Linked DNA regions of Homo sapiens: region 1 is linked to region 2. A link is a contact called in ENCODE Hi-C or POLR2A ChIA-PET data. All regions are on one chromosome and are shown on one strand. The core of a region is the stretch at or near the end of the contact, and the rest is flanking DNA. Distances in the headings are between cores, read along the strand shown. Region 1 has its middle 6.6 kb from the start of EPCIP. Region 2 overlaps LOC105377136 (a long non-coding RNA gene).

Region 1 (4,717 bases), core at 1,487-3,986, 67 kb after region 2:
TATGTGTATCAGGTGTATTTGAAACATAAATAAATGTCCTGTTTAGATTTGGGCCCCATCCCCTTATATCTCTCATTATGTACATGCAAATATTTCAAAATCCAAAGAGCATCTGAAATCCAAAACACTTCTGGTCCCAAATATTTTGGATAAGGGAAACTTAACCTGTACTTCTTATCTTAAAAGTTTATTTACTATTCAATTAATTTTTACCTCATTTTCCTATGATTTTATTTTTAAGAATTTATTAATCCCATATAGACTTCATTCCATATATAGTGACAATCTATATTTGCATTTTCCTCCAAATTCATAGCCAGTGATTCCAAATTATTGCTGAGTAATCCTTAATCTCCTCAGTAATATATATTTTCTTCTTTTATATATCAATTCAAAACAACATTTTTCAGACACAGGGTCTCACTGTGTTGTTCAGGCTGGCCTCGAGCTCTTGGGCTCCAGTGATTATCCCAAATAGCTGAGACTACAGGTGTGCACCGCCACCTGTGGTTACAGTCTGTCTCTGTTCATGTCAGTACTGCACTATTTCAGTGACTGCCATTTTGATTTTTGTGTTTTGGTGGGTTTTTTTTGTTTTGTTTTTTGTTTTTTGTTTTTTTTGACAGAGCCTTGCTCTATTGCCCAGGCTGCAGTTCAGTGGTGGATCTCAGCTCATTGCCACCTCCAACTCCTGGTTCAAGGATTCTAGTGCCTCAGCCTCCCAAATGGCTGCGGTACCAGGTGCATGCCACCACACCAAGCCAATTTTTGAATTTTTAGTAGAGACAGGGTTTTGCCATGTTGGCCAGGTTGGTCTTGAACTCCTGGTCTCAAGTGATCCACCCACATCAACCTACCAAAGTATCATTTTGTTTTAATAAGTCAAATGACTAATCCCCCCTTATTATTCTTCATATTTTGAATATTTTCTTTATTATCTCATTGAACTTCAGAATACTTGTATCAACTCCTTCGATATTTGTATCAATTTCCATTGGATTTTTAAAATCACTATTGAATTAGCTCTCTAAATTAAGTTGAGAGAAGTTGTTATTTATTGCTGGCTGGGCACAGTGGCTCGCACCTGAAATCCCAGCACTTTGGAAGGCTGAGGCAGGCTGATTGCTTGAGCTCAGGAGTCTGAGACCACTATGGGTAACATAGCAAAACTCTGCTTCTACAAAAAAAGTATAAAAATTAGCTGAGCATGGTGGTGCATGCCTGTGGGTCCAGCTACTTGGAAGGCTGAAATGGGAGGATTGCTTGAGCCTAGGAGGTCGAGGCTACACTGAGCGGAGATCGCACCACTGCACTCCAGCCTGGGTGACAGAGCGAGACCCTGTCTCAAAAAAGAATAAGTTATTATTTCTATAATTTTAATTATTACACATTGAAATGTGCTTTTTCTGCAGGAGAAATTTCAAACTACAATTTCCAGTATTTGATGATTTGTTGGCTCTTGGATTAAAGAAGGAAGAGTCAAAATGTTTCTAAGGCTTGGGGTCTGAGAGACTTTGGGACTCAGAAAAGCTTCACAGGAGCCAAAAGAGCATTGCTAAGTGTTATCAGAAAGAAGAGGGAAGATTTTTCAGTGTTACTCTTAAGGGCGGAAAAACAGCCAATGTCTCAAAATTCCCAGGAGACAGATTTAGCCATACATAAGAAATTATTTTACATAATAGAGCTCTCCAAAAATGAAAAAAATGCTGCTGTGTGAGGAGGCAAGCCTTTCATCTCTGGAAGCATTCAAACTGAGGATAGATTACAAGTAAGTGTCAATAAGACAGCCCTCTTATTTCTAATAGTCTGTGTTGAGTTTATTCTCCAAGCGGGGGTGACCTTCATATAACTGAAACAAGTGACTAGAACTCATGAAGAAGAGCAGGGTTAAGGACAACACTTTAGGTGCTGCTCAAGAAAAGAAAAATAGGCCAGGTGCCATGGCTCACACCTGTAATCCCAGCACTTTGGGAGGCCGAGGCGGGTGGATCACTTTGAGGTCAGGAGTTCAAGACCAGCCTGGCCAACATGGCAAAAACCCGTCTCTACTAAAAATACAAAAATTAGCTGGGTGTGGTGGTGCTTGCCTGGAATCCCAGCTACTCGGGAGGCTGAGGCAGGAGAATCGCTTGAACCTGGAAAGTGGAGGTTGCAGTGAGCTGAGATGGTGCCACTGCACTCCAGTCTGAGCGACAGAAGGAGACTCCACCTCAAAAAAAAAAAAAGAGAGAGAGAAAGAAGAGCCCAAAGGGGAGAGAGAGAGAGAGAGAGATAGAAAGGATGTGACCAGTAAAATAATATTATAAGCACCAGGAAAAAGTTATAGAATCATGCATGACAGTGGAAGACCAAGGAAAGGTTGGCTAATAGTCAGGTGCCACAAATAAGAGAAGTACAGTAAGGCCAAGCAAGTTGTGAGAGGACTTGGAGAGTGAAGTTCCAGTAGATCTGTGCAACAGTGAAATGACACCTAAGTGGCACTACAGAGTCAAGTGACACTTTCTGCATTTCAGAATGAGGAGGCCTTGCACATCTGAAGTCCAAAGAACAGACAGCAGGGATTAAGAGATAGAAAGTACAGGATATTCCTGATATTTATGCTTTAATCTCTATGGTTCTTACCATTTGTCATCAACCTCTATGGGCCAAACCATGTTGTAATTTCTAAATTTTGCCAAGGCACACACTGGAATCACATCCGCTGAGGAACTGCCGCACAAGAGTGAGTCACTTATTTGGAGAGCATGCCTCGCTAGCTGCCCAACATCTGTATCATATCATGCCTTTGTTATTCTCTGCTAATCGTATGTGCTGTAACTATCATGAAGTGAGAGGGACTCCGCTGCTTTGTAGATTCAGATAAGCCCATGGGTAATGTCGCCACTAAGATGATGTATGATGACTACTTTAGTTCTTTAAAAACCATCTAAGGGACTGAAGATATCACTTCGATGCTTCAGGTATTCTTCCCATCATTTTATGGAGGTAATTCCATATGAGGGGTACTCTGAAAAGAGGGATTTTCGAAGCTCTAAGGATACATTTCTTAAAACTATCAAGATCAAGATTCTACTTATTGGAAGAGATGAGGCCATCACTAGAGAAGAAACGCAGGAGTTGGGAAGGGCTGCTTTTAGCTCACAGGTAGAAGAATTTATTTTAGAATCTGGAAAGAAGAAAGAATGTGGCTTAGCCTGATTTTCCCAGAGAGTAGAACATCAGAAAAGCATATATATACATATATGCAAGCACTGTATTGGGAACTGCTATCCCTAGAAGCAAGAGTGAGGGAGAGGGAAGCGGTGAGGGGCAGCGCAAGGTAAGTTACTGCTTGATTCTGTGAACCACCTGAGAAGCCACAAGGCACGCATCTCAGGACTGTCTGCCTGGATTGAGAAAGGAGGAATCCCCCATTGGTCAAAGGATCACTCCATGGAGGCATTAAGTCCCCGGAACTTCAGGTTGCATTCATGAGACTACTAAGGAGTGTTTGCAGTGTCTGTCCCAGGCTGCAGAGATGACAGAGAAGGCTTCGGATGGGAGGTGAGAGGTGCTTGCAAGTTAGTTCTACATGCAGCTGGTCAGGCTCATGGCAGAACTGTCACTACAGTGGCGGCTGGAATCAAAGACAGGTGTGGCTGAAAGGAGCTGAGGCAGTGCTTACGAGGTGTCTGATCCAAGATGTTCATGTTCTAAGGAGTATATAGGTGTGAGCAGGATGGTAAGAAAGCCCTGGTACGATTCCTGGCTCCTCTCAGATGCAAGGCCTTCTCACGAGGCCAGGGATGCTGTGACAGCAGTGAGTATCTGACACAAGTGGAGAAGAGTTATTGCAGCCACTGGGCCAGAACCGCTGGAAGACTTCCGGGATCACATCAGGGGTTCTCAGGAAACCAAGCATTAGGAATTCTTAGTTCTCTGCATTTTCTCCATGAGTGCCTGTACCCTAAAGTGGATGCTGAGGAAGCAGACCATGAGAGGACCCAGAGTGGACTTTGCAGAGGGCAAAGGTCATAGGTAGGGGTCACCTCGGTAGGGGTCAGGGCAGTGTGGATGCAGCAGGGCAGGGAGCTGAGGGTGGATGGAAGAGGTAAAGCCAGAGGCGCTGATATCTAGAGACACTGTGAGGATGGAGCAGGGAGAAGGAACACACATAGAGCCCTGCACAAGCTCTGGGGCCCAGCAAGGCCATGAGGTGAGGACATGAGTGCTGACGGCCTGCAGTGAGCTGAGAATACAGATGTTAAAGTTGCCAAAGAAGGAAGGGGAAGGGAAGTTGGGAAGGAAAGAGAGACCCTGAGATGACTCCTGCCCCAGATGGAAGAAACACTTATAGAAGACACTGGTAGTGATTTGGAGGCAGTTAAGTAGGGGGTGGTAGAGAATCCAGATGAGAATCCATGAAGAGAGGGTGTCAGAAACAGTGGAATTTGAGGCCTTGTGGTAAAAGATTTTTTTTTTCTTTTTCAGAGACAGGGTCGTGCTCTGTTGCCCAGGCTGGAGTGCAATGGCGCGATCTTGGCTCACTGCAGCCTCAAACTCCTGGGCTCAAGAGATCCTCCCACCTCAGCCTCCTGAGTAGCTGGGACTATAGGTGGGCACCTCTACACCTGGCTAATTTTTTATTTTTTGCAGAAACAGGGTCTCACTATGTTGCTCAGGCTCGTCTCAAACTCCTATCTTCAAGTGCTCCTCCCATCTCAGCCTCCCAAAGTGC
Region 2 (5,327 bases), core at 1,173-3,672:
GGAGAGAGATTTGGGGTTTATTATAAAGAAGTGTCCAAAGATGGAATCAGTTTCTTCACAAGGCTGTAGAGTGAGTTTCCTGTTCCTGGAACTATGTAAGTCTTGACTACATAGTTTCTTGACTGGATTGAGAGGGAGGGAAAGCAGGCATTGGTCTTCCTTCATTTTACACATACAAATAGCTGAGGATCTCCTACGTGTTTAAAGGCTGGAGTTGGCTTCTATGTGTTCCCTTTTTCTTTTTTTCCTAAAGGACAATGGTTGCAGTTAGAACCTCTTCCCAAATATACAAGTACCAGAGATCTCGCAGCAATGAGTGACATTTCAAAGAGCTGATTTCATTTCATGGCTTCTTAAAAGGCCCTTCATTGTTGCTGACTTTAGGGTCAGCCCTTTGTTTCTATAAAAAGCCAGATAGTTTGATTTCTATAAAGAGTCAAATATTTTATGCTTTTCCAGCTATTTGAGGGTCTCTGTCACAACTACTCAATTCTTCCATTGTAGCACAAAAGTGGCCACAGCAATACATAAATCAGTGTGACTCTGTTCCAATAAAACTCTATTTGAATTTCACATAATTTTTACATGTCACAAAGTATTTTACTCTTCTGTTTTTTTTTTTCAACCATTCAAAATGTAAATTCTTACCCTGCAGGCCATAAAGAAAAGTAGACAGCAAACCCTAGAAAATCTCATCAAATCTAAGGAACTGTTGCCCAACCAAGATGCAGGAGGGGACAGAGCTTGGCCTCAGGAACACCTGCCTCCAGGGTCTCCAAAGCTATCAAGAACCTCTCTCTGCCTCTTGTCTCTGTGTCTTTCTTCTGTCTAGCTGTAAGCCATCATTTACCTCATGTAGACAACAGTGTCTACACTGTTGTCACATCTTATAGCTATGGCCGTTGAGACTTATGAGCCGACTATCTATGTCCCAGGTATGCACATCTTGGGACAAGGAGGCACTGGTCTAGCTGGGTCAGGAACCAACCACAGGAGCAATCATCTGAGGCTGACAGGTCTGGGAAGGTAAGAACATGGCAGATCCCATGGGAACCCCAAGAATGTGGAGGGCAGTTCCCAGACAGATAAGTGGGAGTTTGGGGTGGACCAAGCAATACTGTCTCCCTTCCATAACTCGCAAAAGAGGATGTGTTTTTGTCCATACACAGGTGTGTGTGTGTGTGTGTGTGTGTGTGTGTGTGTGTGTGTCTGTTGGGTGAGACAAAACATCTACACATTTTTAAAAATTCCCAGGATGTGTTCTAATAAAATATTTAGAACACTTGCTAGCTCAATAACTTTCTATGTTATTTTTAAGGATGTATAGGACCAATTAACAACACCACAGAAAAAGAGGTATCTGAGGCATGCAGGGAAGAGTGGTCACACTAATTATATTTCATTTGCAAATTTTAGCATTCTTCCTTGTTTTGAGCCAGGATTTGATAAGCATCTTTCATAGAAAAACTTTTTACATCACTTGCTGGTTTCCATTTCTGGGCCCAACACTTGCTCCCATTTTGGAGAGAAAATGTTAATGATTCTCCTGCTTTTCTCACAGGGAAGTTGCTGTTCTTTCAGCAGACATTTAATAGCTTCTCAACACAGTCAGAGCCCAGAGGTCACTATGATACCCAAAGGTCTCGTTCTGAGATATCACCACAGGGAGGATGGCTTGGGGACAGCTGGCTGGCTGTCCACCTGTTTCAGTCTGTCTGTTAGTTCCTGGAAAAGTGTGGGGTTTCACAGCCTGATCAGATGAGCAAACCCATATATACCAAACCCTCCATGTATGTAAGACACCCAGGGACACCACATGTCCCTGTGGGCCTGCAGAAGGGCTGAGAGTCTCATGGGCAAGAAGAGAATTGGGACCAAGACAAGGATGCTGCAGACTGTGGGAATCTAGAACCAGGGGCTGTCCCAGGGACCAGAGGCTTTAACAGCAAAAGCCACGAAAAAGCTGATGGTGAACTGTGAGGCAGTTTCCAAATCTGCGAGCATCTTCTTCATCCTTAACAGTAGAAATGGAATGCAGCCCTCATTCCTGGACTGTACCGAATGCAGGAAAAGAGAATGTCGGGGGCTCACAGGGCTCAGCACAGTGGGGTCCCTGTCTATAAAAGTTATCTGCTAGGTATTTTGGTAAAGGGGAAAAACTGAAAGATTAACCAGACCAACCCATGTCAAGACTATTAGGTGCCAGAGGAAGAGACTGAAGATGCATGAGAGGGAGCAAGTTGTGTTTATGGCTGTGTAGTACCCAGGAAGGTGCAACCCACATTTGTGAGGTTGTTGTTGGTGTGCAGGTTCAGGCTCTTGACTTCACGGCACAAAAGAATTTGAGAGCGAGTCCAAAGTGAAAGTAGGTAAAGGAGCTTATTGCAAAGCGAAAGTACACTCCGATAGCTGGGTTAGAGCAGGCTGACAGCGCCCACTGACGCTGAGGGAGCTCCCTTTATAGGAGTCTTACATGATTATTCATGAAGGATGGGAATGGGCATTGTTGTTAAGCATGCCGTGGGAGGTCTCCTGGATGCCCACGCACTACTGCTGTACACGCTAGCACATACATCCCATGTCTCATTAGCATCTGAAATCTCCACCCAGGGGTGTGTTTTTAGCATTAAAATGAGCATGGTTCAGCTTAAGGACATTGGTCGTGGACTTGTGCATCTGTGCGGACTTGGGGATTTTCCCTTTTGCCCCTGCTCCTCTCTGCTCCAGGATGTCCTAACCAAGAGCCTCAGATGCAGTTTGTGCACTGTCGGGTGGTTTGGTCTCTCCATAAGTTTGACAACTTTCCTGTTTCCTTTCAAGGAAGGCTGTGATCACCCTCTCCAACCTACCTCAAGGTGAGCACCATTTGTCTTCTGGGTGTCCTTCTTTCCCTCTTTTGGTATCTCCTCCCTCTTTTGGCATCCTCATCTATTCAGCAAACATCAATAGAGGACATCATATGTGCCGAAGACTCTCTCAGGGGTGTCTGGGGGTGGGTAGAAAGTACAAGATGATTAAAAAATGATGAGTTCATGTCCTTTGTAGGGACATGGATGGAGCTGGAAACCATCATTCTCAGCAAACTCTCGCAGGGATAAAAAACCAAACACTGCATGTTCTCACTCATAGGTGGGAATTGAACAATGAGAACACTTGGACACAGGAAGGGGAACATTACACACCGGGGCCTGTTGTGGGATGGCAGGAGTGGGGAGGGATAGCATTAGGAGATATACCTAATGTAAATGAAGAGTTAATGGGTGCAGCACACCAACATGACACATGTATACATATGTAACAAACCTGCATGTTGTGCACATGTACCCTAGAACTTAAAGTATAATAAAAATATATATATAAAAAAAGAAAGTACAAGATGATTAAAGGGAAGCTTATGGTGTATGCAGATAATCACACATATGAACCAATAATCAGGATACAATAGGTACTAAAAGAAGGGAAGCCTATCGGGGTGGGCTTCAGAGAGGAGGTGACATTTGCTAGAGGTCCTTAGGGTTGAATAATCTTTGCCAGGTGCAGGAAATGAAAGGCTGCTTTAGGAAGAGGGAGTAGGGTATTGAGTTCTGGGAGAATGGAGAGTTGGTGAGTAATTCAGTGAGATCAGACCTGGGGGTACCTGCAAGATGGTGACCTGAGGTGATGTGGAAGGTTGGATGGGAGTCTGGCTGTCCAGGGTGCTTGGCACATATTAGATGTTCAGTTAATGTTTACTCGAAGGTGAGAGAAAGAAGAATAATAGCAAGCATACAATATTGAACGTGATAATGACAGTACACATAATAGCTGTTTACTGATGGCCTACCCATTCTTTTTACTGTTTACAAAGTATTGGGAAAGAAAAAAATGACAGAATTTCAGCTACTTATTACTTTGCACTTCATGGCATTTCTCTACCTCTCTATCCACCACCCATCCATCCATCCTGTCTATCATCAGCCATCTATCTATCTACCTAGGAAAGAAGCAACACAAGAGGAAAAGACAGGAAAAGAGAACTCTGGACCCCTCTGATCTCGAGTCCCTCTGTGACAAGGTGATGGGAGCTAAGACGGCATGGCGAGACCATCTGCCCTGCCTGTCCCAGCATCTGCTCTGGAGAGTGGTCGATCTGAAGCTGGCGCAGGCCCCTATGGGATGCCAAGAGCAGCATCTTAGGGGGGCATTTTCCTCCCAGGGGTGTGCGCAATGCCATTCATGAAAGCCTTCATGCAGGGGAAGGGCACGACCTCTGACAGAGCTGCCAGAGCTCGTCAGCTCTGAGCCTTGACCCTTGGGTGAAGAGGGCATCGAGTTACCTGGCAAAGCGCAGCTCCTTTTTCAGAACAAGGGCTGAGTTAAAAGTACATATGTTAACATGGAGAACCTTAAAGATTTTCAGGGATGAGCAACAGCAGTAAGCATCTCTATTGATTTCCTGAGATGATCTTTTCACCTGTTCAAAGGGTCAGGTCACTGCCCAGGGCACCATCATCTGGCAGATCAGTGGAAGGGAGCGCTTTTGACAATGCATGGAACGGCGTGCAACAGATCCTGCATGTTGTAGAAACTCTATCTCTGGAGTAACTAGAGAGTTTATGAGGATGCAGCACTAGGGAGGGGTATATCCACTTCCATGTGTCGCTGGAAGGTGACATCATGCATGAGAGTGAAGCCCAAGGACGCCTCCTACCTGCCAAGCCTGTGCTGTCAGCTGCTGTCCTGGGAAGCCCAGCAGGTACTTATGCCACCGGCATTGACCTCGTGAAAGCCTTTTTTGGAGCCTAACAAAACTGCCTCGAGAGCTCGTTTATGAGCTGTAAAAGAAAATTTGTCTCATTGTAGTCATGTCTCAGTTTAGACTCAAAATGATATAGCTCAAATGGATTGCTATCTTATTCCCCAGACTGGGCTCAACAAGATGCATAGCTGACTTCTGTTAAATTCTTCTACATGCCCGGCACTGCACTTTGCATCATTTGATGCTTTCAAGAACACTGAGAAGTATAAATGATTACTATCTTCATTTTGCAGATGAGGAAACTGAGAATAAATTTGCAACAACTGATTACAGTCAAAAGAACCTGCTGCTGATTCTGAAGAGACATCAGAAGTAATGATACCCATCAGCTTTAAGTGAATTTATTGGCAGCTCATTGAAATAAGCATATTAAAAACATCTCAAGTTGACCTGTTTGAAAGGGATAGTGCCCGCTGTAAACTCTGACTTGCACGTGGCAGGTGCATATAAATGCACTAAATGTGGCCAGTCTGAGTTTAATGATGGAATATTACGATGGTAAAGAGAGTGTCAGCATCAGCAGCTCATT

The links. A loop is a pair of places that touch in the nucleus more often than their neighbours do. ChIA-PET counts read pairs that join two places held with the same protein, here RNA polymerase II (POLR2A).
Region 1: a map of heart right ventricle shows a loop between it and region 2 (4-fold over the local background). The contact joins two enhancer-like sites. A Hi-C loop is called at or near these places in 1 of 168 maps with a recorded cell type or tissue (heart right ventricle). POLR2A ChIA-PET finds 5 or more read pairs at or near these places in 3 of 52 experiments (PC-3, activated CD4-positive, alpha-beta T cell and activated CD8-positive, alpha-beta T cell).

The regions. Positions count from the first base shown.
Region 1 is chr21:32,817,895-32,822,611 of GRCh38, reverse strand. No RefSeq gene overlaps it. Among named protein-coding and RNA genes, the nearest start is that of EPCIP, 6.6 kb to the right of the region's middle. Within about 2 kb of position 2,736, at least 2 of the 41 ENCODE cell types and tissues checked have a DNase peak (open chromatin) inside an H3K27ac peak, as active enhancers do.
Region 2 is chr21:32,883,591-32,888,917 of GRCh38, reverse strand. It overlaps LOC105377136 (a long non-coding RNA gene), which reads right to left. Exons shown (of 6, transcript XR_937669.3): 2 at 4,691-4,814; 3 at 2,850-2,986. Among named protein-coding and RNA genes, the nearest start is that of EPCIP, 73 kb to the right of the region's middle. Within about 2 kb of position 2,422, at least 2 of the 41 ENCODE cell types and tissues checked have a DNase peak (open chromatin) inside an H3K27ac peak, as active enhancers do.